4 separate regions of the Mus musculus genome follow, and regions 1, 2 and 4 are each linked to region 3. Evidence: chromatin loops called from intact Hi-C (ENCODE). Cell type or tissue: heart. All regions are shown on one strand. Region 1 holds the start of Hacd2 (3-hydroxyacyl-CoA dehydratase 2). Region 2 holds the start of Snx4 (sorting nexin 4). Region 3 holds the start of Osbpl11 (oxysterol binding protein-like 11). Region 4 holds the start of Lmln (leishmanolysin-like (metallopeptidase M8 family)).

Region 1 (8,000 bases), 1.8 Mb after region 3:
TCCTAGGTGTCTGTCTGGGCTATCCAGCTCTGGTTCCTGGCCTTCAGGGAGTGTCAGGTCCATTGGGCTCCCTCTCCTCTCATGGCTCTTAAGCTAGACCAGTCATTGATTGGCCACTCCCACAAATTCTGAGCCACCTTTACCCCAGCACACTTTCAGAAAGGAGAAATTGTAGGTTGAAGGTTTTGTGGCTAGGTTGGTGACCCAATCCCTTTTCTGGAAGTCTTGCCTGGTTACATCAGATGGCTGATACAGGCTCCATATTCCCCATCACTATGATTCTTGGGAGTTTCCATTGCATGGAGTTTCTACCTTGCTCCTGAAATGCCTCCCAATTCCAGTAGTCTCTCCCAGGACTCTCTTCCTCTACTCACCCCTCATCTGACCCATCCTGTTTCCATCCCCACTTGTTCCTAGTCAACCCACAAAATCTATTCTATCTCCCCTCCCCAGTGATATTTATGTGTAATTAAAAAGATCACCTGTACTTTGCAGAGCTGATGGGTATAAATAACTACAAAAATATATTCTGAGTTTTAAGTTGATTTCCAACTTTATGCCTTTGTGACTCTTACTTTCCTATTGTATTATACTGAAAAGAGAGTCAGTTAAATGAATGAGAGTTTTAAAGTGAATGATTGTTTTGAAAAATAGTTCACTCCTTTATGAGAGGTGCGGGGGTGGTTTGCATTTTTGGATTTTAGTTTTTGGGGTTTTTTTTTTGGCTTGGTTTTTATTTTATTTAAGATTTATTTATTGTAGGAGTGTTTCACCTGCATGTATGTATATGTACCATGTGTGTGCTTGGTGATTTTTGAGGTCAGATGATGGAGTAAGGGATGTTGAAAACTAAACCTGTACCTTCCTCCTTCACATGTTCTTTTAAAAGTCAGGGGAAAAGGCAGCAGGATGTCTTTACAGTCTTTGAGAGCAGGTAAGGATGAGAATTCAGCAATTTCTCTGCTCCTACCTCTCAGTTTCTGGGGGTGCATCATGACTTTCAATCCTAGCATCCTGAAGCTCTCAAATCTCTAGCCTGCAGGTCTTCCTGAACCTCAGAGTCTAAATCTAATTGTCTCTTCCACATTTCCACTTACATTTCTAAAAAGGATTTCAAGCTAAACATAAAAGTCCTGACTTCTGCCTTCAAACTTACTTCTTCTTCTTCTTTTTTTTATTTTTTGGTTTTTGGTTTGGGGAGACAGGGTTTCTCTGTGTAGCCCTGGCTGTCCTGGAACTCACTCTGTAGACCAGGCTGGCCTCGAACTCAGAAATCCGCCTGCCTCTGCCTCCCAAGTGCTGGGATTAAAGGCCTGAGCCACCACCGTCCAGCTCAAACTTACTTCTTTTTACAGCTTGTTCTCCCAAGCAATCTGAATGCTCCTTTTACCTTCCTTTAAAACCAAATGTTCTACCCAACACATTTCACTAACTCTAAAATATTCTGAGAATTCAATGTTCCTCACTTCAACTATTATCACACTGGCTTAAATCACTATCATTGTGACCTGGATCATTGTAATAATTTTCTGATACCACTTTTCACCAGCTAATTCATATCGATTCATTCCTGGATCCTTCTGTGTAATCTCTTGAAGACTGACGACGTTTGTTTCTTTCATTTATTTTGAAATATGTATATTTTCCAATACAACCTTGTATATGCTCCACAAGTACTTCTTGGAATCAATACATATTTTATTACATTACATAAATGCCAGTATATTTATGAACACTGATAGTAAGGTACTTTTTATGAAGAAAGTACTAAAAAAAGAAATGAGTGGGGTCAGCAGATTAAAGGAGCTTTCAGAAGTTATTTCTGATCTAACTCAGTAGAAGTATTTCCCTCCCACCTAGCCCATAACCTGTAGGTATAAACAACTCTTTACTGCCTTACAAGGTCCACCACTAACCACTGATTGACCTTAATCCTCTTTAATAAAAAGCAGGCCTACAAATGGAGAAAAACTGGCTAACCTTTAGAGACTGTTGGGAGTGTCCAAGAGAGCAGGTTTAAAAAAAAAAAAATCCAAAGACAGGGAAGAAATTGTTGAAGGCTATTTCCCCGAGTTGGCTACAATTAGAAGAGAAAGATAATATGTTACAAAAATGCTGGTTCCTTCTGCTCTCTGAACAGGACACACAGCTTAACTGACGTCAATCACCCTCTAGCTACTTGGGCAACTGTGTACAGGGGTAAAGATACCTGGTACCTGGTAGAGGCTAAAGTTACCGAGGACCAGGACATATCATTTGGATCCAGCAGGAAGAGATGGTCATAAGATAGCAAATGACCAGAGACAAATTATCCGTAAGAACAGGCCTGACAAGTGAGGCCCAGGTTCACATTAACCTGATCAAACCTGGCGCTGGATGCCCACACGGATTGTGCGCCGGAAGTTGGGAGGAAATTACCCCTATCCAAGATGGCGGCTACGGAGACGAGCGCCTGGAGCGTCTTTGCCCTCATCCAAGATGGCGGCCCCCGTGGGCGCTGTCCCGGCTCCGCCCCGTGCCGCGGCCCCGCCTCTCCCTCGTCCCTTCCTCCGCCCCCTCGTAGAGCCCAGTTGGGTCTGAGGTGCAGGCGCGAGGGGAGCGGGGTTGCGGGCGCTTGACATGGCGGCAGCGGCGGCGACTGCAGCGACCAAGGGGAATGGGGGCGGCAGTGGCCGAGTCGGGGCTGGCGACAGCAGCGGCGCGCGGAAGAAGAAGGGCCCCGGGCCTGTGGCCACGGCGTACCTGGTCATCTACAATGTGGTGATGACGGCGGGGTGAGGCTGGAGCTCCCTCCCCGGGGAGGCGGGGAGCGAGCTCTGTGACCGGCGGGGTCGGACCCGCAGCCCGGGGCGGCCGCGGGGCGAGCATGGGGCAGGCTGGCCGCAGAGCTGCCTGGTCAGGGCCGCGGCGGGGCGAGCGGGCGGGCGGGCGAGCGGGCGGGCCACAGGTGCGGCGCGGCGCGGCGCGGAGGCCAGCCCCGGGCGGCCGGTCAGCACTTCCCCAGCCCGGCGAGGAAGCCCGCCTGGCTGCGGAGATCATTCATTTAGGCGGCCGCTTTCAAAACCCAGGCGGGAGCGTTCGTCTGGGAGGCGGTAGGAACGTGGTCGAAGTTTTCCGCCAGCCGCCCGAGCCGGAGCGGTCCGAGACCGGGGCGGAGACTTTGGAGGGGGATTACTTAGATTTTCTTGGGGCAAGTTGAGATAGGGAGAGAATCGACTCTGGGGATGGTGTCTACCCCATTTCAAGTCTGTCTCTTCATAGCAGGGCTTTTAGTTCCAGTTCTCACACAACTCGCCCTGGGACTTTGAAGAAACCTGCTTCTTTCTCTGGGTCTCTAGTGGGTTTGGTTTTTTTTTTTTTTTGTTTGTTTTTGTTTTTTTGTTTCCCCCCCAGTTAGGTAGAGTTGGGCTAGGTGAATCCAGTTTCGCAATCCGGTGGTTTTGGTGAGCTGGATCACCATATAAATTTAAATTGTCAGGAAATTCCTAAGTCGTAAAACTTCTTAGGTGCAATTTCTCCTGCCTTCTGTTCTCCCTTCCCTTTTCTCTTTCTTTTCCCGTTTTTTTTTTTTTTTTTTTTTTTTTTCTTTTTTCTTTTTGACCAGAACTCATTATGTAGTCCTGGCTCGCCTGGAACTTGTGATTCTCCTGCCTCAATCTTGTGACTGTTGGAATCAGGGGCCTGTGCCACACCACTCTTGACTCCCTAGCAAGCATTCATCCGTTTGTTTACTGGTGCTGGCGATTGAACTTAGGGCCTCACACTTGCTTGTACTCTACTACTGTGCTAGCACTATGGCTTTTTTTTTTTTTTTGTAAGACTTTCAAGTATACAGAAAAAATTTAAAACTGTATTTTGAAAATCCATTCTTAATTATCTTTTACAGTAGGAAATACGTTGGCAGGGATCAAAACTTAAAATATACACAAAATGCATATATACGGTGAAACCCTGTTTCAAATCACTTTACTTGAATCAGCTAATTTTGTATGTTCCTCAGATGCTGGTATTAGCACAGGCCAATAATACACACTTGCACAAACGTTGTAAGCCTAAAGAAATTATGTTGCTTTTTAATGAAGAAATAGGCTTGGAGGGTGGTAGGCTGATTGTTAGTATTGCAGATAGGAGGTGTTGAAACAACATGCCCTCAGGCTGGGCATGGTGGATCTCTGAGTTAAAGAACAGCCTGGTCTCCAGAGCAAGTTTCAGGATAGCCAGGGCTACACAGTGTAATCCTGTCTCAAAGAAAAACAAAACCAAAAAGACAAAAAAGAAAAAGAAAAGAAAGGAACACAGGCTTGCATGTGATTATACAAGTTCTCAAAATCCCTGGATCTAAACTTAAGTCAATAAAGAACTATTGCAGCTACAAGTTGTTGTTCTCATAAATGTCCCCAGATTATTATTTTTTTAGGAGAACATTTAGAACTCTCTCTATACACATATATGTACGATTCCTGTTCTAGCAAAGATGTTGGTAGAAGCATTGTATTGAAGAGCGATGTCACAGTCCTCTAATGAGGAAAGACCTCCTTTCTGGGCGATGAACACAAGAATGAGGAGTAGGGTCTTACTTATGTATGTATGGGAGTATTCTGTTGCTGTCTTCAGACCCACCAGAAGAGGGCATCAGGTCTCATTCCAGGTGGCTGCGGGCCACCATGTGGCTGCTGGGAACTGAACTCTGGAAGAGCAGGTCAGTGCTCTTAACCACTGAGTCATCTCTCCAGCCCAGAAATCGGAATTTTGAGAGGGAAGTTAATGCTTTAATCAACTTGAACATTAATTTGTTACTGCCCATGCTGGCCAGTTAAGCTAGTAAGGAATTTATTTCTTCTGTTATAAACCCTTATTTAATGTCCCTCTATGATAGTTTGTAGGTGTAGAACATATATACTGTTGCCTAGTTGAGTGTGTACATTTAGTTGAATCTGCTCTTTCTGAGATGGGCCTTAATGACCAGGTTCCATTTGCTTCCTTATAAAATTTAACAGGAAGCCACAAGGCCTAATATTAATTTTTTGAGGAGGAAGGTCAAGCAGAAAGGTAAGACCCACAACTGGATGTCCTGGTGCTTTCTGGTTTCGTGGGTTTCTAATCAATACACTTATTGATCTCTTCTCATTTGGTCTTGAGAAATTGAAAACTATCCATTTTCAAAGGCAACTTTTATTCATATTTTGTATGTAATTTAAATAAGATCACGATATACGGACCTGTCCCACTGAGGCACTTGTATAAAATAGTTTAAAGTATTTTTCCCGTCTAAATATTATTAAAGACCCTTTAACAGCATAAATCAATTAAAATTGAGCCCCTCGTTCCATTAGACTTTCTGGGACCTGATTTCACTGCACAAAGACCATAATAACTTATTCCCTTTGCATTGGCCTTGTTCTCAGCAGACAGGTTTATCAGAGAGCCGAGTTCTAGACAAGTGAGCTGCCACCACGTAATTTTATTTTACAGGATGTTGTAGGTAGTGTAACACTTATTTGTGCTACAGTGTGGTCTTTGTGAAGGACAGTGATTTTTATACCACACTTGAAATAATCCACATGCAAAAAAGGAAGGTTTGTTTTGGTGCAAAGTTTGGTGATTGCGTCCCACAGTTGAGGGCCTCCTTACACTGGGTCAGTGACACAGCAGGAACAGAACTGTTCACCTCATGACCATGCCACAGAAGAGGGAAGGAAAGAGGCCCAGGGTCCCAGAGGCTCTGTCAGGGCATGTCCCTGATGACTTAAATACATCTCACTAGGTCTCAGCTCTTAACGGTGCCACCTCACAATAATGTTACTCGGCACCATGCCCTTCATGTGGGCAGCACACCACAGCACTTGGTAAATCTCGGGTCTTTTTCAATCTTTTGAACATGCTCTGCTATTCCTATGTCTTTATTGTCTTGAGTCCAGCGTACTCTTGCTTTCCTCTTCTAATTGTACTTTGTTTTTTACTAGGTGGCTGGTGATAGCAGTTGGGCTGGTGAGAGCATACCTGGCTAAGGGGAGCTACCATAGCCTTTATTATTCAATAGAAAGGCCTTTGAAGTTCTTCCAGACAGGAGCCTTACTGGAGGTACGTTTGAGATTTTTGTCACTAATTCCAAATGTTATAAGTAGAAAATATGATACTTATAACCATTACTAAGTATGATAAAATATGCTGAAATAGCCCTATCCTTATTGGATTTGCTTTAAATTTGGAAATTTTGTTTTATGAAATTGATGGTCTTTGAAATATGAAGGAAAAAAGTTAAAATTCCATTTAATGTATTGCTTGGAATATGTTTTATCTCCAGCTTTAAAGGAAATCAAATGATGCAAACTTCTTTTAGAATTTTGAGAGATTCTAGAAGTGCCCTGGTAAGGTGTTGACAGGCTCAGATACTTTCAGGGTCCATATAGCAGGAACGGTGAGCATATTTGGTGGAGGTGGTGTATTGATGATAATAGACAGGAGATTGAGCTGAACCTGCCTGAGGCATCCACATTATTGAAGGCTTTGGAAAGACACTAGAGATTCGCAGTGAGTTTGGTGGTTCCGTGCTTGCCTCGGTCCTCTTTCCTGAGTCAGTGTAGTTTGCGTTGTAAGTGCAGCTGAGAGAAATCCAACTCAAACAATTTTAGGAATAAAGGGATGTCTTGGTCAGGGTTTCTATTCCTGCACAAACATATGACCAAGAAGCAATTTGGGGAGGAAAGGGTTTATTTAGCTTACATTTCCACATTGCTGTTCATCACTGAAAGAAGTCAGGACTGGAACTCAAGCAGGTCAGGGAGCAGGAGCTGATGCAGAGGCCATGGAGGAATATTCTTTACTGGCTTGCTTCTCCTGGCTTGCTCAGCCTGCTCTCTTATAGAACCCAAGACTACCAGCCCAGAGATGGTCCCACCCACAAGGGGCCTTTCCCCCTTGATCACTAACTGAGAAAATGCCTTTCAGCTGGATCTCGTGGAAGCATTTCCTCAACTGAAGCTCCTTTCTCTGTGATAACTCCAGCTGTGTCAAGTTGACACAAAACTAGCCAGTACAATTGACCCCTTGTCAACTTGACACACAAACACATCACTAGTAAGCCTCAACCCTTACATTCTTATTCATCCCCAAGGTCTAAATAACTTTTTTTTTTTAATTTTTTTGTTTGTTTGTTTGTTTTTTGAGACAGGGTTTCTCTGTGTAGTCCTGGCTGTCCTGGAACTCACTCTGTAGACCAGGCTGGCCTCGAACTCAGAAATCCGCCTGCCTCTGCCTCCCAAGTGCTGGGACTAAAGGCGTGCGCCACCACGCCCGGCTCTAAATAACTTTAAACGTCCCAGTCTTTACATATTCTTAAAATTTCAATCTCTTTAAAATATCCATCTCTTTTAAAATCCAAAGTCCTTTTACAATTAAGTCTCTTAACTGTGGGCTCCACTAAAATAGTTTCTCCCTTCAAGAGGGAACATATCAGAGCACAATCACAATCAAAAGCAAAAATTGTTCTCTAACCATCCAATTCTGGGATCCAACTCACGATCTTCTGGGCTCCTCCAAGGGCTTGGGTCACTTCTCCAGCCATGACCTTTGTAGCACACACGTAGTCCTCTAGGCTCCAGATGCCTGTACTCCACTGCTGCTGCTCTTGGTGGTCATCTCATGGTAGTGGCATCTCCAAAACACTGCATGACCCCTTCAGTCCTGGGCTGTCAATTGCAGCTGAGGCTGCACCTTCACCAGTGGCCTTCCATAGCCTCTCACAGTGCTGAGCCTCAGCTGCTCTGCATGACCCCTTCATGCCTTCAAAACCAGTACCACCCGGGTGACCCTTACACATTACCAAGTCCCGCTGCAGCAGGAGTACAACCTTGGCTATCTCTGGAACACAGCCTCTTTGTACTTTTAGAAAACACTTCCCAGAAGATGTCACCTCAACGATGCTGATCTCTTCTTAATCACTGCTAATTTCTTAGCTCCAGCTAACTAGCATCAATAGTCCCAGTAATGCAAAGTTTTTG
Region 2 (8,000 bases), 68 kb after region 3:
ACACACATACATACATACATACGTAAGTAGGTCAATCTTTTAAAAATAAATACAATTTAATTTTATCATGTACTGACATCTTATAGCCTATTAAATACTTCATGCAGATTTTCTGTAGATCCCAGTTTTCTACACAGACGACAGAGTAGTTTTACTCTCCTTAGTCAATCTTTTGTTTGTTTGTTTGTTTGTTTTTATAGACAGGGTTTGTCTGTATAACAAATCCCTGGCTTTGTTGGAACTTGCTCTGTAGTCCAGACTGGGCTCCCACTCATAGAGACCTGTCTGCCTCTGCCTCCTGAGTGGTGGTAGGATTACGAGTGTGTGCCACTCCTGCCACCTGGCTGTTGACTTTTGTTGTTGTGTGTATGAGAGACAGACACAGACTCAGAGATAGGATCTCGAGTGCCCATGTTGGCCCTGGACTTCCCATCTTCTACCTCCCAAGTGCTAGGATTACCGGCATTTGCTGCCATGCCTACCTTTCCCAGAGCCTCCCATTACCCTGAAGGCAACCACTCTCCAATCAATCACAGATTGTTTTCTGTGAACTTAGTATGATGAAATCATATAGAATGTACAGTTTTGTTCTCTGTGTTAGGTGGGATCCTGGTTAAGTAATGTTCTGAGTTATGTTTTAAGGTTTAATTACTGTGCCTGAAAGAGCCATGAACAAAAATGTCTCACCTATGAGCCCCTCCCCAAGGATAGACACTTCCAGAGACGCTGGAGCCTACTGTATATGGGTGGTAACAAGCCACATACTTTTGTTCCCCTAACCAAGTTTATTTGATCATACTAGATGTGCTTGATCACGTGTAGTCGGGAGGTACTCAGGCATGAAAGATGTAGGGAGGAACACTTGCCTCTGATTGGCTGTGACGGGAAATATGGGCGCCTTATGTGTTTCCCTTTACAAGCCTCTGCAGAATCCCTGAAAGGACCTCGCCAGTATCTGTCATCCTTGCCAGTATTTAATTAAAGCTTGCTTCAAATGTGGCTCAGAAATCATGGTACTGGTCTTTTTCTGAGATTCTCAGGTTTAACATTGTTCTAAGTTTCATTCTTATCTCACCCTGATGGTCTTTTCCTGCCTGCTGTAAAGCCTGCAGGGGACCCTCCCATAGAAGTAACAAGTGAAAGCTCCCAAGTGGGGTCACTCATGTGGCCCCTCTCTGAAACAGCACCAGTATGGCGAGCCCAAAGCTCCCCTAGCGTTTTTCCCATCCATTCCCTATTTGTGCACATGCGTACATGGGGTGGGTTATAAAAGCATGCAGCACCATCCTTGCCTCCTTTCCCTCCCTGAACCCTGCGCTGCACAGGGAGTCAGGGCAGAGGCCGAGTCTATGAGCCTCTTCTGGATCCTGGTTTCCAGTGGGGGAAAATCCAAACCCACTCTGGGATTTGTGAAGCCATTGCTTACAGCCAGAATCACCTCCTCCAGACGAAGTGTTCCTTCCCTACAGGAAGCCTTTCTCCGAATAAGGCAGGGCTTTTCCGGAATAGACTTCTAGGCAGAGAGGTTCTACCCAGTGTGGTAGTGGCACTCAACCTGTTTTTCCAGCACTCAGTAGTGGAGGATAGAGGTCTGATTCATTTTAGTTTATTATTATTATTATATTTAAGTGTTTATTTATTTAGTGACAGGGTGTCTCTATGTAGCCCAGGCTGTCCTGGATCTCACTATATAGATAGCCTCTACTCAGAGATCCTCCTGTCTCTGCTTCCCAAGTTCTGGAATTAAAATCATGCACTGCCACCACCACCAGACTAGCTTGCTTTTATTTATTTATTTATTTATTTACTTTTTAATTAATTTTTTTTTTTTTGGTTTTTCAAGACAGGGTTTCTTTAGATAGCCCTGGCTGTCCTGGAACTCACTCTGTAGACCAGGCTAGCCTCAAACTCAGAAATTTGCCTGCCTCTGCCTCCCAAGTGCTGGGATTAAAGAAGTGCGCCACCACTTCCCGGCTTCTAGCTTTTATTTTTAAACAAAACAAAACAGTAGACAATAATATGGTCTCCTTCAGGCCTTACAAAGCCAGGTGTCATTTCCTCGTTGTCACCCACTGGTCAGCTCACAACGAACATCCTGCCGGCTTTAGGATCTAGTTTTCTGAGATCTCAGAAACTGGGAAAAGATCACAAGATAATGAGAACAAATCTATCCTTGTGTGATTAATAAAATAGTCTTCTGCCGGGTGGTGGTGGTGCACGCCTTTAGTCCCAGCACTCGGGAGGCAGAGGCAGGCAGATTTCTGAGTTCGAGGCCAGCCTGGTGATCTACAGAGTGAGCTCCAGGACAGCCAGGGCTACACAGAGAAACCCTGTCTCGGAAAAAAAAAAAAAAAGTCTTCTGATTTAAAAACATGTTTTCTGGGGGTTTGCCGGACCTAACTAATCCCTGGCGAACAATAAAATACCTAAATACATAAATAGTCCAGGCTCTGTAAGGAAGGAACAGGGAAAGGATAGGAGAAGGGGTCCCTGCATTAAAGAAGTCTAGAGTCTAGCTGGAGGAAGCTGGATTTAGAACAAATTATTGTAAAATAACAAGAGAAAGTGCTTTGAGCATGAATGGAACTTTGCCACCAAGCCAGGGAGAAAACTCCAGGAGGAAGAAATTGTGCTTCACAACCCGGAAAAGGATGTTTGGCAAGAATCAGTTTTGGTCCGAGACCAGGTTTTGTACAAAAATACCAACCCAAAGGTCCCATATTTAGGCTACAGTCAGTGAACATTTCTCTTCAGGTCACCACAGGGAATCTTGCCAAGGGGTAGGTTCAGGAAATTACAAGAGACTTGTAGAAAATTAAATTGCTTTAGCGTCTAAAGTTTAAACACTTACTTAACAATGGCGCTCTCCAGCCTGCTTCAGCCATCTTACCTCTCAAATCTTTAGGCGTTATCTTTTGCTGAATGCGTTACTCAACTCTCTAAAAGTTAATAATTGATGCTGCTCTGGTCTTTGCGAGGGGAAACGGAATTGTGAATGCAAGGTAAGGGCGATGGTCACAAGACAATCTCCCTTTCTTTTTAATGACACAATTACTTGAGGGGATCGCCAATCTGAGTGGCTTCTGCACTTCTTGAGTTCACTTCACTTTAGTTTCTTTATGTCTTTACCGGCTCTCCCAGATTACCAGTTTTGTAGCCAACCCTCTGTAGTCGCCCTAGCTTTCCCCTACCTCCCTCGGTCGCAGGTCTTGGCTGGTGGTCCAGCGTTCTGGGGTCTCCGCTGCCTAGGAGGAGTTTCTGTGGGCAGGGGCGGGACTACCGAGAGCGCAGGGCGGAGCTACCACAAGCAGAGGGCGGGGCGGCTGGAGTCAAGGCCCCGCGCAGGCGCACTGGACTCGCGGTGCCAAACTACAGCTATGGAGCAGGCACCTCCGGACCCCGAGAAGCTCTTGCAGCCTGGACCCCTGGAGCCGCTGGGTGGCCCTGGCGCTGTGCTGGAGGCCGCGGTCGGTGAGGAGAACGAGGGCACCCGAGAAGACGGCTCAGGGGTCGACACGGTGAGGAGAGGGGCGGCGGAGGCTTCCGGTCTGGGGCCGGGCCTAGCGGGCCGGGCCGGGCCGCCCTGGCTGGGTCTGGTGGGTGCGGTCCCGAGACCGGAGGATGACCCGATGCGGAGTGGAAATGGACTCACAGGCGCGGCGTGCCGGAGCGCCGCGTGGGCGTTGTCACGCGTGTCCGTGGTGGCGTGGCCCGCGGTGTCAGTGGGCGCGTCCCCCGGGGTCTGGCCCTGAAGAGGCTCGCTGCTGTTTCCGGCCGGCCGAGGGGGTCGCTGGGAGGCGGCTACACCCTTGGTGAGAGGCGAGTGTGCGCAGTAAGGGGGGCTTGGCCTATGGACACGTCGGGAAATAGACATCAGCGTCACGTTAAAGAGAAGGGACAGAGGAAGAAACATTTGTTGAACTCTCCATTTAGCTGTAATGTCGTTATAATGTTTCCTCCTGCAATCCCCGCCCCTCGGTGATAACTGGTGTTTCTCACCTTTTGAGTTAAGGGAGTGTCGCGTTGTCAATCTGTGAGTGCATCCATCCAAAGGGTCGTGACGGATTTGTAGACTCTGATGAACAAATGTTTAGGAAACTCATTAGCGCCCTGTATTTGAACTCCCTGACCCTCAGTTGCTCAGCCCCTGTCCAGCCATTTTGCTGTTGCCCCCTCACCCCCAGTAGGTATTCATGCTAAGGTAACCCGTACATTTTTATGATTGATGCGTCTCTAGAGAGGACTAAGTTTCGAGAGAGCTAACCAGGAACTTCTCAGCAGTTGGAGGTTTTGACTACTTAAACCATTTATGTGTGCTTATAAGTTAAAGACTTTAACTTTTTGTTTGTTTGTTTGTTTTGTGTTTTTTCGAGACAGGGTTTCTCTGTATATAGCCCTGGCTGTCCTGGAACTCACTCTGTAGACCAGGCTGGCCTCGAACTCAGAAATCTGCCCTCTCCCCTCCCAGGAGTGCTGGGATTAAAGGCGTGCACCACCACGCCCGGCTAAGACTTTGATTTTTGAGAACAGTTTTAAGGTCGCTGTAGAATTGAAAGAGAAATGGGGAGATTTTCCCGTATACTCAGTTCTCATATTCAGACTTGTGCCTTGTCCACGCTTCTTACCAGACTCGTTTATGTTATACGCGGTGAGGCCAGGTTGTCACCCAAAGTCCATAGTTTACACACTGTCACATGAACTTTTAAGTGTCCTAAAAAATCCTCTACGCTGCCTGTTCTTCTCTGTCCCTCTCCTGTTGTTCTTTCCTTTTTCTTTTCTTCATTCCTGTTGTTTTCCCTTTCAGGCATGTCCTATAATTGTCATCATATAATATGTAGCCCTCCCTACAAGCCCCAGACATTGTCGGCCTGCAATGCAGAGATCTGCCTCCTTGATATTAAAGGCATGCCTGGCTAATACATAGTTTTTTTTCTTTTTTTAAATAATTATTTATTATTATAATACATAAGTACACTGTTGCTGTCTTCAGATGCACCAGAAGAGGGCATCAGATCTCATTATGGGTAGTTGTGAGCCACCATGTGGTTGCTGGGATTTGAACTCAGGACCTCCGGGAGAGCAGTCAGTGCTCTTACTTGCTGAGCCATCTTGCCAGCCCTAATACATAGTTTTGACATGAGTTTCTTTTTTATTTTGTATGTATCTGTGTGTGGGTATCACTCTGTGACTGTGGGTGTGACTGTCTGGAGCTGTAGTTATAGGAACTGCCTGACATGGGTCCTGAAAACTGGGCTTGGGTCCTTCACAAGAGCAGTATGTACTCTGAAGATTTATTTTATTTTGTATGTATGAGTATTTTGTCTGCGTGCATGTGTATGTGTGTGTGTGTGTGTGTGTGTGTGTGTGTGCACATGTGTCATTTGTGAGCCCGTGAGGGTCAGAAGAGGGCATTAGATCCTCTGGAAGTGGCAGTAAGCATGATTGGGAGCCACCAGGTGGATGCTGTGAACAGAATCTGCGTCTTCTGCAAGGCCACGTAAGGCTGTCTTAGAGCTCACTCTGTAGGCCCAGCAGGCCTCAAACACAAGAGATCCACCTGCCTCTGCCTCCTGAGTGCTGAAATAAAGGCTTGTGCCACCAACACCTAGCCACACAATGTTCTTAATCACTGAGCTGTCTATCCAGCCCAGACTTAGACTATTCTATATGTTTTTGTTTGACAAGATTTCATGTAGCCCAGGGCATTCTGGAACTCCTGATTTTCTTGGATTACAGGCAAGAACCACCATTTTGTGATATTTTTGCTCTGTTTAGGTAGGTTCTCACCTTTACCTGGGTTAGCCTGGAAGTTTTGGGAATCCTTCTCTTGATTCTTTTGTTTGTTTGTTTTTTGGTTTTTCGAGACAGTGTTTCTCTGTATAACCCTGGCTGTCCTGGAACTCACTTTGTAGACCAGGCTGGCCTCGAACTCAGAAATCCACCTGCCTCTGCCTCCCAAATGCTGGGATTAAAGGCATACGCCACTACCGCCCAGCCCTTCTCTTGATTCTTAGTGATGGGATTACAGATGTGAGCTTCCATACTTCCTCTTACTTTATGACTGTATCTCTAAATAATACATTCTTTACTTTTACTCAATTTTGAAGTTTCATAAATGAAATATTTTCCATATGTCTTCTTTCTTTTGGGATTTATCATCTCTAAAGTGTTTTAGCTAATTGATTTTTATGGCTTTATAGTTTGGTCTTTCTGTGTAGTCCATGGTTTATTTATCTCTTGTGTTCATGGAGAGTTGGATAATGAAATTTTTGCTGTTTTAGAGAGTTATTATACATGAGCTTCCTCCTAAATATCTCTTATTTCGAAATGTCTAAGACTCTAGTCTACATTTAGCAGTGGGATCTCAGGGTCACAGGTGGTAGTAGTGTGTGGAGCTGTAGCCGTCAGTGCCAGGTTGTTTCCACGGTGGTTTATTCAGTATACACTCCCTCCCATCAATAGTGCCAGATGTGTCCATGAATACTGAAGATTGTCAGGATTTATTTAAAATGTTCTCCAATCCTGTGGTTATGACCCCATGCCCAGCCCTGTTTAAGTTCTGGGATGGAATGTTAAGTTTGCCACATGCCAGGCAAACGCTTTCTACAGAACTGCACACAACCCTTGTGTCGGTTCCAGGCATCAGAAGGACTTTGATTTTGCTCATGATGATAAAATTTTATTATTTTGTGAGCATACATGTTGAATTAATATGAACTTACAGTATAAATCTAGACCTTTATGTTAATTTGTGTATATGTGTTCATGTATGTACATGTGCACGTGTTTGTGTGTGCATGTCCTCCTTTTGTTTTTCCTTCTGTGATTCTCTAGTCCTTTGCCATCAGCTGATGTGTTTATAAAAAGATAAAGAAGTAGAAGAATATGTTCTGTGGGGGTGTGGTGAGGTGTGGGGGGAGGAGGGGCCTCGGGGGACCAGCCACCGATGGTATAGTATAGAATAGAGTTTATTCAGGGCGTGGGGAGGGGAGTAATAGGGTAGTAGAGGCAGAGAAAAGCAGAGAGAGGGAGAGAGTAGAGAAATAGAGGCCGACCATGTAGAAAGAGGGGGAAAGGGAATGGGAAGAGAGAAGGAGCAAGAGAGAGAGGCACGACCGCAAGAGAGAGAGGATGGGGCAAGCAGCCCCTTTTATAGTGGGCCAGGCCTACCTGGCTGTTGCCAGGTAACTGTGGGGGTGGAGTTTAGACAAAATACTAACATTGGCTAATTAGAAATCTTATCTCATTTCCTTTTTATTCTTACCCTGTACCTAAGAGCACATTCATTTAAACAAAACAAAGCTGTAGTCAGTTTTATTTAAAATGATTTAAAGGCTGGGAGCATGGTGACACGTGGTTAATCTCAGCACTTTTGGAGGCGGAGGCAGGTGGATCTCCCTGTTTGGGTCAGCCTGGTTCCAAGAGAGCCAGAACTACATATAGAGACCCTATCTTATAAAACAAAACAAAAAACTAAAAACAATATTTTAGAAAAGGGAAGAAACAAAGAAACCCAATCTCTAAGAAAAGTAGTAAATAGTCAGAAGGTAAGGAAACCTAGCAGAATGGAAGGGGAACCGGAGAGAATGGAGGTAAGACACTCCTTTTCCAATTGAAAGCTTTCGGGAGTTAAGAGACTGGTGCAGGGGCTGATGTTCACTGAGCGTCATTGCCCAGGAACTCATAAGTGGCAGTTTAAAAGGGAATGTGCCCTAGGCTTGGCAGTGTTGACAGAACCACGAGAGTTTGCTCAGCTGGTACTTAGGCATCCTAATGCATAATTAGCGCCTTCCCTTCCTGAACAGCAGATCTAAGTGGGTCTGCAGGTGAGGATAATGTAAAAACGAAGAGAAATTTTATACGTACATCCTATAGCTTAGACTTTGAATGTCTCCCAAAAGTTCCTGGTTAGAAGCAAGATCTCCCCAAATACCAAGTCTCCCGGCACCTTGATCCTTTGTACTTCCCAGGATCTCAACTGAGCAGAAAGCTTGCATTGT
Region 3 (8,000 bases):
ATCCCCAGAACCCGCATGGTGGAAGAAGAAATGACTCCTGGGAATTGTCTCCTCTCTCTCTCTCTCTCTGAATGAATAAATATTTTATAATAATAATAAAGAGTGGCTGGGGAAGCCTGTAAGGAGAGAATGGTGACCTAGAAGCTGAGGTGACTGTCCCTGCACACTCACCAACTGCACATGCTGGTGACTCCACATAATATTATTAGGATTCTGCACCTACAGAGACATACAGATGGGTCTAGTTGTAAAGTCAGAATGTGGCTAGAAAAAAAAAACTACATTTCATTTGGGGGACAAAAGTGGCCTTTAAAAAAAAAAAAGGTTTTGGTGTGCTGACCTGCAGAGATACAGGATGTGGCTGGATGGTTCAAACAGCAGGAACGGCTTTTCTCACAGCTTGGGAGGGTGAAAGTCCAGGACGAAGGCACAGTGTGTGTGCTTTCTGGTGTGGGCCCTTTTGCTAGCATACGTAACTGTTTTCTTCCAGCATCCTCAGATGGGAGATCTAGCTTTCTCAGTCTCTTCCTACACAGTAACTCCTAAGACAAGGACAACTGTCTACACTAATCCACACCACCTGATTTAACTGTAATCATCTTTTGGAGGTCCTGCTTCCAAACACCATCTCACGGAAGGGAGAGTTAGGGCTTCAACAATCTGTGGGAATGAAGACACAGTTCAGTCCTCCACAGAGATGTTGTTACTACTTGACAGATGAGGGAAAACAGATCCAGAGAGGTTTATTGGGTCCCTTGCCTAAAGTCACATGGGCAGAGCTCATGTCAGTTTTACCTCTTGAAGCCACTCTGAAGCTTCTCCCACAGAAGAGGAGATCTACTGGCCAGCAGGATTGCTATGGAAGGCACCCCAACCTCCCAGCATCCGGCGTCCCACTGAAGGTTTCAGAAAAGTGCATTCATCTTCTTTATTCAAATCATGGCTTCCCCTCTCCTTGGACACTGAGTGAAGGTCAGATTTAGACCCTAATACACAATAACAAGCAAAAACAAATATCTAGCTGGGCCTGGTGATGCAGGCTGTAATCCCAGCTATGGGGGAATGCCGAGATCAGAAATCACAAGTTCAAGGTTAGCTTTGACAACTTAAGACCCCCAAGGTAAAATAAAAAGAAAAACAGGGCTGAGGGTATAGCCCAGTTGTAAAGCACTTGCTTAGCATGTCTGAGGTCCTGTGCTAGATCCCTAGTATCACAGCACAACAACAACAACAACAACAACAACAACAACAACAACAACAACAAAAGCCCAAATCCATGCAAACAGTTTCTCTCGTTCTGATTCCACAAGGGTCTCTCATTATAACTTATCCTGGTGAGCTTCTTACACAAAACAAAGTAGTGACATTCAAATTGCATTCTTTTAGCCTGGCACTGGCTTTCCCAGTAACTGCATTCCATGGTGGGTCTGGCTACCTGCGGTCATTCTCTGACTCTTGCCACAACAGTCCATGTTACCCTCATGTCAACCCTGGGTTGACGTATTCCTCATCACACCTGCTATGACTCCACTATCATTTATGACCTACTTTTGTATAATTATCTGCTATTAATAACCAGTCTCCCTTTCTCTTTCATTAAAATCAACTCTCTATACACACTTCGAGTTTATTTTCTAACAAACATGGTCCCATGTATCCTGGTCTCGCCTCAGACTCATTATGTGACTGAGGGTAACCTTGAACTTTCGGTTCTCTTGTCTCCACCTCCCAAGTGCTGGCTTTACAGGGGTGCCACTATGCCTCGTTTTTGTGGCGCTAAGGGTAGGTACACTGTAGCTGCCTTTAGACACACCAGAAGAGGGCATCAGATCTTATTACAGATGGTTGTGAGCCACCATGTGGTTGCTGGGATTTGAACTCAGGACCTTCAGAAGAACAGTCAGTGCTCTTACCCTCTGGGTCAATCTCTCCAGCCCACTTAAAACTCTTAATCAGCTCACAGGCCCCTCCCAGTTAAAAATCTCCATGACATTCTACTGGTTAGACCTGCTGCTTGAAGACCCGGTCAGTCTAAGAGGCCAGATATGGTAGGTAGCCTTGGGAAAGTCGGGCCATGCTCCCCTAAAGTCTGTCCTTGAGACAAAAAATTGACAGGTTTCAGCTACGGCTGGAAAACAAATCATGTTTTTCTCCCTGGAAACTGAAAAAAAAAAGTTTATGGTCCTACCTGGTGCCTACTTCTGTGCCAGGAGTCAAGTAGGCTAGGCTGGCTGTCACATGGTGTGGAAAACCCTGCCACCTGCTTAGAGAACTTGGAAACCTCCTTGGTTCTGGGATTTGAAGGTTTTCCTTCAGGACTCCATCATGTGGGAGCTCTCTCTCCTAACACAGTTCTTCCCTTAGCATCCTTGTCTCTCATCCTCTCATTTTAAAAGTTATCTTGTGAGACATCCCTTTATACACGTTTTCCTTCTCTAAGTCAGGTTCTCCACCACATTTCACCGATTATCTGTTTCATTCCCCAAATCCATTTATGTATGTATGTATGTATGTATGTATTTATTTATATTCTCAGTTGTAGGGGTTACTTCCATGTTGTCCAGATGAACATAGTAAAACATGCCTTTTAGACAAGAATTCCCCTACACCCAAGGCTGATAACCAGAACCCAGTGATAGCATTCACTCACCATAACCACCAGACCCAGGACTAGGTAGACAGAGAACTCCATGTGGTTCACTTGACACTATATGAGACCAAGAGCAATGTTCTTTAGTAATAATCCAACTCTGCCTCCTGCTAAAGAGGAGATAGCCTTGAATAGAAGACTCCTCTGCTAACTGAGATATACCATAGGCCTCTGCATTCCACAGAGGCCATCATCCTTAAATCCTTTTCAGGTCACACTTTGAACAATTTAAGAGGAAATAGGAGACTGCAACTCTGGGCAAATGGGACAGTTGCACAGCAAAGTTATCATCAGGATTGTCATGGCTACTCCTGGTTGTCAACTTGACTACCTCTGGAATGAACTACAATTCAGAAATGGAGGGCACACCTGTGATCCAGATCTTGAGGCTGGAAGACAGGTTTTTGACCTGGATCTTGACATGGAGATCTTGAGCCATAGTGGCCATGAAAATCTTAGGCCCAGGCAAGGTACACACACCTTTAATTCTAGGAGACTGAGGTAAGCAAATCTTTGAGTTCAAAGTCAGCCTGGGACAAAGCAAGTTTTAGGTTCAGGTATGGTGGCACACGCCTTTAATCTAAGCCACATCTTCTACTGGAGGCCTACATCAGGACCTTGAAGAAAGAAGGTTCACTCTTCTTCAACTGATTGTACTTACTTGCTAGCAAGTCTGTTGGAATCTATTTCCACAGAAGACCAGCTTATACTAGCCTCACAGGCCTGACTTCCCACTCACAGCTGCCCATTGTTGGGTTAGTTGGACTACAGACTGTAAGTCATTACAATAAATTCCCTTACTATATAGAGACACTCCATATGTTCTATGACTCCAGAGAACCCTAAGACAAGGATTATTTCTTTTTTTTTTTTCCGAGACAGGGTTTCTCTGTGTAGCCCTGGCTGTCCTGGAACTCACTCTGTAGACCAGGCTGGCCTCGAACTCAGAAATCCGCCTGCCTCTGCCTCCCAAGTGCTGGGATTAAAGACGTGTGTCACCACACCCGGCTAAGGATTATTTCTTAAGTACACCAGTGTGGTTCTTTCAAGTAGTTGTTACCCAGGTTAATCATGCCCACCTGGTAGAGGTAAACTTTCCCTGTGCCTAGACAAAGAGTTAATGGCAGGCTGGGCCTTGCAGATGGTTGTGGTCCTGCATTGCCCCTGTGTCTTGTTTTAGGAATGCTCTTTGATGGGTATAATGGCAGGTTGTCTCCTTTTGCTGTGGGAGTGGAGCCTAACTGGAGGTCAAGCTGAGGGGATAAACAGTAAGAGAAACTTCTTCAGAGACCCCAAACTTCAATTATGGTAAAAGTTTTCTTTCTTACAGTTTGTAACAAACGTGGCAATAAACTACTTTTCTTCCAGTGTTATTGGTCCTTTTTAAGTAAGCTTATTAGTAAATCCTTTTTATATCAATCTACTTCAAGTTTCTCCAGCATCACCAAGAGCTCTAATTTCCAAGACAATTTCCTTTTCTTTAAGACGATTTACCTTAGTCCAATATCATGTTGGGTTTTTTGTTGCTCAAAAATGACTGATCAGTTATTTTTCCCCACTTTGTTCTGTAAATTCTTATTTTTTTAGGTTCCCTTAAAAGGCAAGGAATGGGGCTCCCCAAGAGAGTATAGGACCTGTTTAGCAAGACCGTTTCATTCCCTTTTTCTCCCTCCCTCCCGCCTGCTGCCTCTTTCCCCACTGCTTCTTTCAGCTCCTTCTCTCCCTTGAGGCTCCGGTCACCGCCTCCTTTCGGGATCGTCTGCCCCAATCAAAGATGGCGCCGCCGCTTCAATGCTAGCGGAAATGAGCTCACACGACACCGGAAAGGAAGGCGGGGAGAGCTAGCAGGCGGGTGGGTGACCGGCTGTGGGTGGGGCGGCGGCCCGGGCCCTGGCTCTGGCTTTTACGTTTAGGGCTAAGGAAGCTCCAGGGAGCGGTCGGCTCCTGTGAACTCCGTGGGGCTCCAGGGCTAGCGCTCTCGGAGGAGGCCACGGTGAACCCCTCGCCTCCGGCCCAAGCTCAGCGGCCTCGGAGCCCGCGTCCTGCCCGGCGGCGTCTGCCCGACCCTCCGCGGGCTTCGCGCGACCGCTCCGGCTCAGTTCGGGGCTGCGGTGGGAACCGCGGAGCTGGCTGGACAGGGCCCTTTCTCCCGAGGACCCGGCTGAGGAGAAGAAGCGGCGCGGCTGGCCCGACCCCCGAGTCCTGAGGTCAGGCCGTGGGCTCCGGGGCTCCCGGGCCGTGGACCCCGTCCTTGCCCCGCGTTCCCAGGCAGAGGATCCGCGACCTCGCCCGCGCCGCCCGGCTGCTCCTCGGAGTGTGGCACCGAGCCCTCTGGCGGGGTGATTTGTCCTCCTTGTTCTTGCTCGGGAGAGGCATCTATCTGAAGGGTACCCGTGCTCTTTAAAACTTTTAACCAAAGTGGAAATGCGTGTCCTCTTTTTCTGGACCACTGTCGATTTCCACTCTAGCCGAGGTCTGAGATCCCGTTGAGAGTAAAAAAACGAGAGAGAGAAAGGGGGAAAAGTACTTACAAAATAACTCTGCACTTGGTGTCCCTCGCCCGAGAAGGGCAGATGAACTTTGGAGTTAAGATGCAGGGAGGTGAGCCGGCATCGGTGATGAAAGTCTCCGAGAGTGAAGGGAAGCTGGAGGGCTTGGCCACAGCAGTGACCCCGAACAAGAACAGCGGCAACAGCAGCTGTGGGGGTGCCATCAGCAGTAGCAGCAGCAACAGCAGCCGCGGTGGCAGTGCGAAAGGCTGGCAGTACAGGTATGGCCCTCCAAAGTGATGTTCTGGGGTGGCTCGGAGTGTGATGGGGTCTGCATATCCCAGTTGGAAGGCCAATTCCAAAGCGGCTGATGATCTGACTTGGAGATAGAACCCTGCTTTCGTGAGCAGGATTGACTTTCTTCAGAAATTCATTCAACAGGTAATTTTTTGAGGCCCTTTGAGGAATTCAGAAATGTACCCCAGAGTTTTCTCGATTATCCAAGGGCTTATTCTTCCTCTGATTTATCTCTACACTCACTTCTGGTTTTTGCCTCTGTTGTAATCTGTTTACAAGCAAGCCTGAACGTCTCTTAGAGCAGAAACTGTGGAACTCAGCGCTTTGAGAGGCAAATGCTGGTCTTCAAAACTTGTGGAATGATTCGAGTAACAAGAGTCAGAGAAGATCTTATCCTTTGGTTGCTTGTGACTTAGAGAAGGGGAGGGACTTAAATACAGAGGCTGATAAGCAGTAGAGTGTAATCAGGCTACTTGAAAACTCTTGAAATTCTACATTTGTTAGTTTTTTTTTTTTTTTTTTTTGGTTTTTTCGAGACAGGGTTTCTCTGTGTAGCCCTGGCTGTCCTGGAGCTCACTTTGTAGACCAGGCTGGCCTCGAACTCAGAAATCCGCCTGCCTCTGCCTCCCGAGTGCTGGGATCAAAGGCGTGTGCCACCACGCCCGGCCATTTGTTAGTTTTTATTAATGTAAATGAAAAACTTGGAGAAATATCAAAAGCTTCATTTTGGTGCTTTAAAAAATATATGTATAAAGGGTTTGTAAAACAAAAAAATATATGTATATGTATGTATGTGTGTGTGTATATATATATATATATATACATATATATATATATAGTATAGGGAGAGATTACTACCCATAATTCTAAGAATGAATGGAATTAGGGCATCCTATAATGTTGGATCTACACTGATGAATACTGAAATTTTGGGTAACTGCTTGTATGTTTAATTCTAGTTGGTTTTGTTTGTTTGGTTTGGTTTTTGATTGTGTTAAACTCTTTGACTACACTTGTAAGACTTGGAAGGGGTAGGAACCAAGATGTTGTGAAAGCTACATATTTATCATGAGTACTATCCATATGTATGAACTGCGCGTGTGTTACAATATGCAGATGTGGGCTGGGCGTGGTGGTGCTCTCTCTTAATCCTGGAGCATGGGAGACAGGCAGGAGAATCTCTGTGAGTTTTGAGGCAAGCCTCATATCTGCATAGTAAATTCCAGCACAGCTAGGACTATATATCACCCTGTATCACCTAATATGCAAATATATGTCTATGTGAAATATGCAGGCATGAACCTACAGAAGTGAGAAGAGTAGCTAACTTTGTAATTGGCAATGGGGATTGAAGTCAAGTCAGTGTAACTCTCCCCCTTTGTGATTTTTTTCATTTTATTTTTTTATGGGTGTGAATGTTTGCCTGCATGTATGTATGTATGTATGTATGTTTGCATATGTGTGCACTGGCTCTATTGAATCTAGAAGAAGGCATCAGATCCTCTGGACCTGGACTCATCATGGAGCTGCCACATGGGTTCTGGGAACCAAACCCAGGTCCTCTGGAAGAGCAGCTAGTGTTCTTAACTGCTGAGCCATCTCTCCAGCCCCTCTCAATTTATGTGTTAAGATGAACCATAAGAAAATTCTTTTTTGTGGGGATATTTTGATATCATTCAAGGAAGTAAGGAAAAGTTCAAGATAACCAGAGGTCAGTCTTATAGTAGCAATTCTGAAAACCACTCTAAATTAAAGTGAAAAATGAAGTAGAATTAGAGCAAATATTAGGTGCTCAAAACTCATGGTCTCGCCGGGAGGTGGTGGCGAACGCCTTTAACCCCAGCACTCGGGAGGCAGAGGTAGGTGGATTTCTGAGTTCCAGGCCAGCCTGGTCTACAGAGTGAGTTCCAGGACAGCCAGGGCTATACAGAGAAACCCTGTCTCGAAACCCCCCCCCAAAAAAAACAGACCAAAAAACAAAACAACTCGTGGTCTCCTTTTCTTGGCTTCTCCCCCAGGTTTAGAGTCTAAAGATGTTTAAAACAAAATAATAACAATTACAAAAAGTGACCTAATCCTTTACTGCTTCTCAAACAACTCAGGCCATTTGCTCTGTCCCTACTAAGGAACAATGAGTACTTTTACGTCTTTCTTCCACCTGAGTTCCCTGTAAGTACACATGCTTTTAGAATTCTTTCTTGAGTTCTCTGAGAAAGCCAGCCCTTTCATCCCTGGGCCACAGCTGCACTGGCACCCCACTTTCTTGACTTCCTGACAGAACTTTCTCTTTGTTTGTCCTCAGTGTCTCGGTGGTGGTTGGCTTTTCTCTCCTTTAGTTGCCTAGGTTGGCTTTTCCCCTTTTCAAGGCTGTCTTACTTGTGTTGTGGACTCTATCTCTTTCTCCTTTCTGACCTCAGCTAATGGAGTCCGAGTCAGGAAATCTTTCAGGAACTCAAGAGCCAGGTTTTTAACTACCTGTCTGAACATTGCAAATCTCACCAGTAGCTTTAATCTCTACTGTAATTTGATACTATCTCAGTTTTGAAAATGTACATAGTTGGGTA
Region 4 (8,000 bases), 120 kb before region 3:
AGCTGAGGCTCAGCCTGGTTGAGACCTCAGTCGTTTGCTTCATGCCATCATTCTCAGTCTCTGATAGCCTGTGCTTTCAGGTCCTCGTTTTCAGCTTTTATCCTGAGTAGGTGTCATTGCTGTGTCTTTCCACATTTACTCTTAATGGTTTTAGTACACAGATTCTTCTGACTATCCTGGAAATAGGCTTTATGTATATGAATTGTTGAATGAATATTGTTCCCCCCAATTTCTCAAGGTGTTCTGTGTGGAGAGTAGAGGTGGGAGCCTGGACCCTAGGAAATAACTGAGTTAGTGTCATGTTTATGTCCGTGTTGGAGCTCATGCCGCTTATGTCTTTAAAAACCAGCAATACAGTGACTCCTGGAGGTAAACCAAACAAAACCAGAGTGATCTGGGGAAAGGTAACTCGGGCCCACGGAAACAGCGGTATGGTTCGTGCCAAATTCCGAAGCAACCTTCCTGCAAAGGCCATTGGACACAGAATCCGTGTGGTGAGTGCCAATAGCAAAATAAATGGCTCTTTTGATACTTACTACCTACCTCAAGACTTGTGAGTGTAAAAGTCCAGAGTATAAACCAGTTCTGTGAATTGGTGACTGACTTAAGTGGAAAAAAACAGAACTGGCAGGGTGAAGCAGGCGAGGGTGGCCCGCAAATGAATAGCATTTAAGTTTCATTATCACTAAAGCAACCTGGGAGGAGAAATACTTTGGACAGGATTTATTTGTGTCTTTGTGCCAAAGTCTTATGGTGTGCCCCCGGTTGTCCTGGAACTTGTTATGTACACAAGGCTCATATTTGACTATGGCAGGTTCTCACAAAGTTGTCAAGGCTGGTCTTGAACTTAAGTCCTGCCTCAGCCTTCTAAGTAGGTGGGATTTCAGGCCAATGCTACCTAGCTCATCTTATGTCGTGCCTTGTTTGGGGGGCATGTTATGGTTTGTTATGTCTACCATCTCAGTCCTGCCAGACTAGACAGTGACTTTATCCTGTACATGGGAAGCATGCTCATACCATGTTTCAGGACTTTGGCCCACGGGGGCATGCTATGTTGAGATTTTTGTCATACTTTCGCTTGGGTCCATTTATAGTGTACTCTAATGGTGGGAATGTTGGGCGCCACCATACCCCACTCGACAACTTGCATTTTAGGGCTGTCATTTATGTGGGCATACATGGCACAAGAGTGTATGAAAGTCAGAGGGCAATTTGTAGGAGTCAGCTATTCTGCTGTGGCATTTGCAAGAATCAAACTCCATGTGGTCAGGCTTGGTGGCAAGTGCCTGTATCCACTAAGCCATTTCACTTGAGTATTTTTGTTTAGTTTTGATTGCTTTGATTTGGGGCTAGGGTTCATAGGTCAGTTCGGAGTCCTGATTATAGTTAGCATTCATGACCCTTGGTCTTGGGTACCAGGGGGGAAAAGTGCTGGTTCCTGAGGCTGGGAGGTGGCTCAGTTGGAAAAACTGAGGTTTTTTTCCCCCAGCAGCCACATAAAGACAGGCACAGCAGTATCATGTCTGTAATTTGAGCCCTTGGGAAATGGGAGAATCTGTGGGGCAGTCAGTGAGAGAGAGACCGTTCCATCTCAAGAATGTACGTGTCACTGTAGATGACCATGTACAAAATGAGTATTACATAAGGTCAGATGCTGTGCAAATGCCTCCTTACTATCAGGATAAAGCCACCAGGTGCATTTTGGGATGAGTAATACGGTAATGTGATATTTATTATTCACCTAATGTTTCTGTTTCTTTTTCCCCAGATGCTGTACCCATCCCGGATTTAAACTAATGGAGAGTAAATAAATAAAAGTAGATTTGTGCTCTTGTATTTTTTTTTCACATCTGTCCTAAATTGAGTTTCTCTTTGTTAAGGTGTTTGGAGTTGTATAGCAGTTTTGGAGTGCAAGGAACTTCTATGTAATAGTATTAGACAAAAAGTTTTCCTGGGTGAGGTGACATATACCTTCAGTGCAGATGCTCACATCCAGGCCAGCCAGGACTGTATAGTGAGAGCCTGTCTCAGGAAAAGTTTTCTGTTAATTAATGCTGGAGCAGAGCTGGGTTATATGAGTAACCTATAGGAGCGTGATTTCCATTCTAGATTTTTAGTGAAAGAAGCATCAAGTCATCATAGGCCTGAGGTGGATCTCACTGAGACACTGACCACTGCCATGCTGTGGGCGTGAGGTGAGGCACCATGGTAATAGTGCATGCTTGTTCCCCATACAAATCCAGAACTCAGGAGGGACTTGGGAAGAATTTGAATGGTGCTTGTCTGGATAAACGGGGGTAGGATGGCATGGTGGTGTTGGGGACTGATTTGGGATTGGTCAAGTGAAAGTAGTATGTCCTGAAAAGGTCAGACTAGTGCATTTTATTTCTACCTTGGAAAACTGCCCTTGAAAATGGCTGGTTTCAGTACCTGCAGGGTTGATAATAGCATATTTACAAAAGTATGCAGGGCTCTCAAACACATGAAGGTTTGAGGATATCCTGGAAATAAGGCATATTTAGGTTGCTAACAAGTTCTTTTATTAACCAATTTAGACTGGACTGTGCTACAGAGCCTGAGCTATTAAAGAAATGGCCAGGCAGTGGTGGTCAAATCTCTTGAGTTAAAGGCCAGCCTGGTCTATAGTGAGGTACCCCCACACCCCAAAAAATGGTTGAGTCCTTTCCACCAAGATGATGGTACTGCAACTATTGCGGGGAAAACTGCATCAGAGGGCACAAGGCAGTTCCCAGAAAGGTTGGTTAGTTCAAAGCGAAGTTGGCATTGCAAGTTGTACTTTTGGAAAAGTGTTCCTTGCTGGGTTGTGAGTGGTCTCCAAAGGAGTAATAAAGAGCAACTAGGTTAGCTCACTAGATTCCTATGTACTTAATATTGGAAACTACTTTTTAGGGGTGTCAGTCTTGGATTTATTATAATCTAAATTGTTTTCCCCAAAAGCTACTTGTGTGTCAGTTATGTGGTCAGCAGTGACCACTGGAAAGGTTAGGTGTCTGAAAGGAGCGGCACAGGGGTCTTAGGTACTCCGCTGGGATTTTTTTTTTTTTTTTCTTCGAGACAGGGTTTCTCTGTATAGCCCTGGCTGTCCTGGAACTCACTCTGTAGACCAGGCTGGCCTTGAACTCAGAAATCCACCTACCTCAGCCTCCCGAGTGCTGAGATTAAAGGCGTGCGCCACCACGCCCGGCGGGATTTTTTTTTTTAAAAGATTTATATGTAAGTACACTGCCACGCCCGGCGGGATTTTTTTTTTTTAAAAGATTTATATGTAAGTACACTGTAGTCTTTAGATACAGAAGAGGGTGTCAGATCTATCTTGACAAATCACCATAAACTGAGGTGGGGTTTGCAATTTTGAGAACTGAAATTGAATGGACAATAAGTGCTGCTTTAAACAATTTCTAGAATTCCATCTTTAAAGTAGTTAGGAAGCCCAGCAGTGGTGACACGCCTTTAATCCCAGCAATTGGGAGGCAGAGGCAGGCAAATTTCTGAGTTCGAGACCAACCTGGTCTACAAGAGTGAGTTCCAGGACAGCCAGGGATACACAGAGAAACCCAGTAACAACAACAAAAAAGAGGCGGGATGGGCTTTGGAAGCTGAATAGTTATGTTTACAAAGTTGAGCCAATGTTGGGAATTAAGTATTTGCGGTAAGCAGAGAAAGGTTGAGACTCCTTTAAGGTATAAGGAATGACTTACACATGCTATGGCAAGTGACCTTTGCGCAGACTTCAACCTTGTAGCTCGGGGCTCTCTAACTTTCCCTGTGTAGTGGGTAGACAAGCTGTCACATATGTACCATAACCCTAGTTGGCTGTCCAAATAGCTTTGGTAGTTACGTGATGGTGCTGGAGTGGACTGAAGGGTCTGGTTCACAGGACCAGCTGTGGGCCGAGCGCTTAGCTGCTACGGAATGAAGTGGCAGCAGCAGCTTCTGAATGCGCCGCTCCGCACGCCCGACCGCTTTGCACTAATCCCCGCTAGCCCAGGGTTCCCACAGCTCAGTTCACGTGGGCTGCCCCGCGGCGCTCATTGGCCAGCTCCGCGCGTCGCCGCGGTCGCCGCTGCCCTCGTCCTCCGCCGGACCCGGCGTAATGCCGGCCAATGGCGAGGCGGCTTACGGCCCGCCACCTGTCCGCGGCGAGGGCGGGCGGCGGCGAGGAGGCGTCGCACTCCATGGTAACGACGCCGGCCCGAAGATGGCGGCCGCTGGGTCTGGAGGAGCGGGCGGCCCGGGACCAGGGCCGCGAGGCCGCTGGGGCGGCTGCCTGTGGGTGCGAGGCGTCCTGCTTGTGCTGGGCGGGCTCCCGGCCGGTGCCGGAGCTGCTCCCGTCTCCCTGGGCACTTCGCCTCCGTGTCGCCATCACGTCCTTTCGGACACTGAGGTAGGGCGAAGCGGGGCGCGAACGGGCCGGGCGAGGGAGTGGCTGGAGTAACGTGGAGGGTGTGGCGTCCCGGATGGCGGACTGCAGGTGCTCTGCAGGAGAAAGCCCTCGCCCGACCCGCAGGACCCGCCGGACCCGCGGGACCCGCCGTCAGCCCCTGCTGCCTGCAGAGCAGCTGAGTTAGGCACTTGTCCCCTCCCGTTCCGCTTAGCCAGTAGTACCACAAACTTGGACGAGCATCAGAATAATCGAAGCGCTTGTTAGAACAGATTGCCGCCCCGCTCCCCCCACTTTCTGACTCAGGAGCTCTGGCATGCATCCCCACAATTCGGATTCCTAGATACTGATGCTGCTTACTTAAGCACCACACCGAGAACCTCTTATCCGAAGACTTGAGAAACAGTTGAAGGGAGAACCAGACAGAGCTGTTGGTAGGAAGGCTACTACTGAGAAAACTCAGGAGACCAAAGTTCAGGATTCGTTTTCTAGTTAGTTATGGCTTTGCTGCCTTTATCCCATCCCCTCTGCTCTGTAAAGTCTGCACCTCCTTTCACCTCAACTCTCTCTCAGTCTTTATAAATTCTTGTAGTCTCGGTTCACTCAGATCTGCCTACCAAAACCTCCCCAGTAGAGCGTTCTTCCCATTTCGTCTGGAGGCCTTATCTGTATTCTGGCATTGAACCAGGTTCTCTTCTGTGCTACGCGTAGCTTTCAGCCTTGCCTTGCAGTGTTCAGACTGGCCTTGAACTTACTGTGTAGCTCAGGCTGGCCTGGAATTTGAGATCCTTCTGCCTCAGTTTCCAGAGTGCTGGGGTTGTAGAAGTATGATATCACTTCTGGCTCTGCTCATCGTTTATCCTCTCCAGTGAGCTTTTTGTTTTGTTGGTGTTCTTTTAACACACACACACACACACACCCCTCCCCCTCGTTTGGTTCTTTCTGTTATTGCTAGCCTTCCTCGACACCTTATTATACGCTCATTTCCCTGTAAGCCCAGTGAGCACATGACAGTCGCATTAAGGGAGTTGCTTCAATTCAGGGCTGAAGAGGTGGTTTCTGCTCCCTGCTCTCTTCCCTCAGCACACATCACATTCTTCTGCTGGGTCTCGTAACTGTTAAGTTTTCATTAGGTAGTGGCCACTGTGAGCCTCCCCCTCGCAGTCTTTCTCCCCGTTACCTTGTGCTACTGTAAGGTCTGAACATGTGTTCTCATTAAGCCCGTAATGCTCTGTGTTCTGCCTCCTGCACAAAACCCCTGGGAAAAGGGGGCCTTACAAGTCAGAGGCACCGTTCCTGTATTTCAAAAGCAGACCTTGCAAGCTGTGTCTTTTCTCCTCTAGTGCCTTCAACTAGTATTCTTTAGTCGTTTTGTTTTCTGAATCAGGGTCTCCTGAGGCCCGGGCTGGCATGGAACTCACTCTGTAGCCTCTACTTGCCTTCATTTCCCAAGTCTTGGTATTATAGGGGTGGATTACCACATTTGGCTTCAAGTGGAACTGGTTTTAAATAGTTCTTCCAAATTTGACAATATATATTATCTATATGACGCTGCCATTCCATTCCTAGAAGCTAGCAGTTCCACTTTTGTATGCTAGTGCTGAGTTTGGTGCTCTGGATTCTGCAGTCTGTATGTGGTCTAGTGCGTATGTAAGTCAGAGAGGGAATAAGCTATGTTTCTCTTAACTTTTCTCAAATAGCCCCTTTTCCACAACATCTCTCCTTAACCTGTTCCTCTAAAGTTGACTTTCGTGCCTTCTGTTTGTGACCTTGAATCAGTTTATTAGGAATTACCGGACTCAGCCGTCTTCATTACCTCAAGGCAATGTAGATGTCATACATGTATCCAAGTACCTGCCACGGTGCCTTGCATATGAAGACACCCAATATACGCTCAACTTAATGAATGCATCGTGGGGCTGTAGTCCACTGATAGAACGTATGACCCCAAAGCCCCGGGTTAGCCTCCAGCATTGTAAAGTAACAGCAGCAGCTGAGCACAACCAAAGCCACAGGGCACTGTCGCCTGCCCATGAGGAGGAAGACTGCAGGCAGGCTGTCTGCCGGGGGACGAAAGTGGACAGAGGGCGCTGTCACCTGCCTGTGAGGAGGAAGACTGCAGGCAGGCTGTCTGCCAGGGGACGAAAGTGGACAGTACACACTGTAGATCAATAGCATGCAGCATAGCTATTTTTCTACAAAATGAGTGATCCCATTTTTGTTCTATAAATATTCAGAAATATTAAATGTAAGAAAAATAATGAAGGAAGCGATTATTCACTGTTAGAGTTATAGGAATGAGTTATGCATAGCCTACTATTTAGCTAAAACTTTTTTTTTCCCTGTGTTTCATAAGTTACATAAAGTTGGTCATCCTGAGCCTGGTGCTGGTGCACGCTTTTAATCCCAGCAGGCAAATCTCTGTGAGTTCGAGGCCAGCCTGATCTACAGAGTGAGTTCCGGGACAGCCAGAGCTACATAGAAAAATCCTGTCTCTTAAAAAAAAGGGGTGGGGGTTATTCTCTTGTAAGAAGGTTTTGTTCTTCTTAAAGGGTAACTTTAGGTCCTGTTAGGGCTGTGTAGCTCCTTTGGTAAAGCACCTTTAAAGCCTGAGGGCCTGAGTTAGGTGTCCTAGAACTCGGGTTACAGAATCAAAATAATAAAGCCAGGTGGGGGTGGTGAACGCCTGTCATCCCAGAATTCAGGGCAGAGGCAGGTGAATCTCTGAATTCGGGGCTAGCCTGGTCTATAGAAGAGTGAATTCCAGGACAGCGAGGGCTATACAGAGAAAACTTGTCTTGAAAAACCAAAATGAAAAAAATAAAACTGACCGAGTGTGAAGGTACATACTTAAATCCTAGCCGTAGAGAAGCGGAGACAGGAGGGGTTCTGGGGCTCACTGGCCAAACAGGTAAGCCTGCTGGGCAACCCCCTCGCCCGTGAGAGACCCCGACTCCAAAAACAAGGTAGATGGTGTTTGCCCACACGCACCTACTCACAAACACACACTCACACACCAGACACTGACAAACACACACTCATGTACACACACCCACACAAGCACACTCTCACACACTCTTACATTTTCAGTCTCCTGTCATTTTCTTCTCTCTTTTGAGACAAAGTCTAACTCTTCCCTGCGTAACTCTGGCTGGCCTTGAACTCCAAATGCTGGGATTGATGGTGTGAGCTGCCCACTCAGCCTCTCTCGTCAGTTTCTAAAGGCTTGGGGTCAGCAAAACTAGATTCTGTATGACAAACTGCAAAGCCTTCACCAAGCCCGAGCCTTTCTGACAGCTGTGTCACTGTAACAATTTACTCACGTCAAAAGTTCAAAATGCTTATCTCTCAGATGATAACATTTTTCTTGGGTGACATTTGGGGTTCAGGAATGCTAACATCATAGAATATAAGGTAAGGGACTTTTAGGGGGTGTCACACTTAAAATTTAGCTCATTTTACTTAGGTCTCAATTGGGCAGTTAAATGAACACACATTATTATATTTAAATTTACTTGAGTAAAGAAAAATGTCATACCCACTTTTAAAAAAGATTTTTCAGACCATTCACTCTTCTAGGTCATAAATAAGGTCCATC

Evidence for each region. Hi-C counts contacts between places; a loop is a spot of excess contacts. Peaks named below come from ENCODE experiments on the same cell type or tissue, not always from the same donor. Only the 100,000 strongest peaks of a DNase experiment are listed, where the experiment ranks them.
Region 1: it touches region 3 in a loop (8-fold over the local background); 2 of 42 quality-filtered maps call a loop at or near these places.
Region 2: it touches region 3 in a loop (2.9-fold over the local background); 5 of 42 quality-filtered maps call a loop at or near these places.
Region 4: it touches region 3 in a loop (2.6-fold over the local background); 4 of 42 quality-filtered maps call a loop at or near these places.

The regions. Positions count from the first base shown.
Region 1 is chr16:35,019,862-35,027,861 of GRCm38, forward strand. It overlaps Hacd2 (3-hydroxyacyl-CoA dehydratase 2), which reads left to right and starts at 2,560. Exons shown (of 7, transcript NM_023587.2): 1 at 2,560-2,774; 2 at 5,964-6,081. The coding sequence starts at 2,620. It overlaps LOC105246106 (a long non-coding RNA gene), which reads right to left and starts at 2,484. Exons shown (of 5, transcript XR_876048.3): 1 at 2,210-2,484; 2 at 1,981-2,077. In heart, a CTCF peak has its summit at 4,618 (motif pointing right); a DNase peak (open chromatin) is centred at 2,510; H3K4me3 peaks cover 2,042 bases; H3K27ac peaks cover 1,247 bases; H3K27me3 peaks cover 749 bases.
Region 2 is chr16:33,248,084-33,256,083 of GRCm38, forward strand. Snx4 (sorting nexin 4) reads left to right here and starts at 3,373. Exons shown (of 14, transcript NM_080557.2): 1 at 3,373-3,518. The coding sequence starts at 3,378. In heart, a CTCF peak has its summit at 4,972 (motif pointing right); a DNase peak (open chromatin) is centred at 3,318; H3K4me3 peaks cover 2,264 bases; H3K27ac peaks cover 1,849 bases.
Region 3 is chr16:33,180,581-33,188,580 of GRCm38, forward strand. Osbpl11 (oxysterol binding protein-like 11) reads left to right here and starts at 4,491. Exons shown (of 13, transcript NM_176840.3): 1 at 4,491-5,420. The coding sequence starts at 5,224. In heart, a CTCF peak has its summit at 4,990; DNase peaks (open chromatin) are centred at 4,451 and 5,361; H3K4me3 peaks cover 1,783 bases; H3K27ac peaks cover 1,665 bases.
Region 4 is chr16:33,058,330-33,066,329 of GRCm38, forward strand. Rpl35a (ribosomal protein L35A) reads left to right here. Exons shown (of 5, transcript NM_001130485.1): 4 at 350-494; 5 at 1,769-1,860. The coding sequence ends at 1,792. Lmln (leishmanolysin-like (metallopeptidase M8 family)) reads left to right here and starts at 4,192. Exons shown (of 17, transcript NM_172823.2): 1 at 4,192-4,405; 2 at 7,982-8,000. The coding sequence starts at 4,220. In heart, no CTCF peak of the experiment used is centred here; a DNase peak (open chromatin) is centred at 4,092; H3K4me3 peaks cover 2,441 bases; H3K27ac peaks cover 1,875 bases.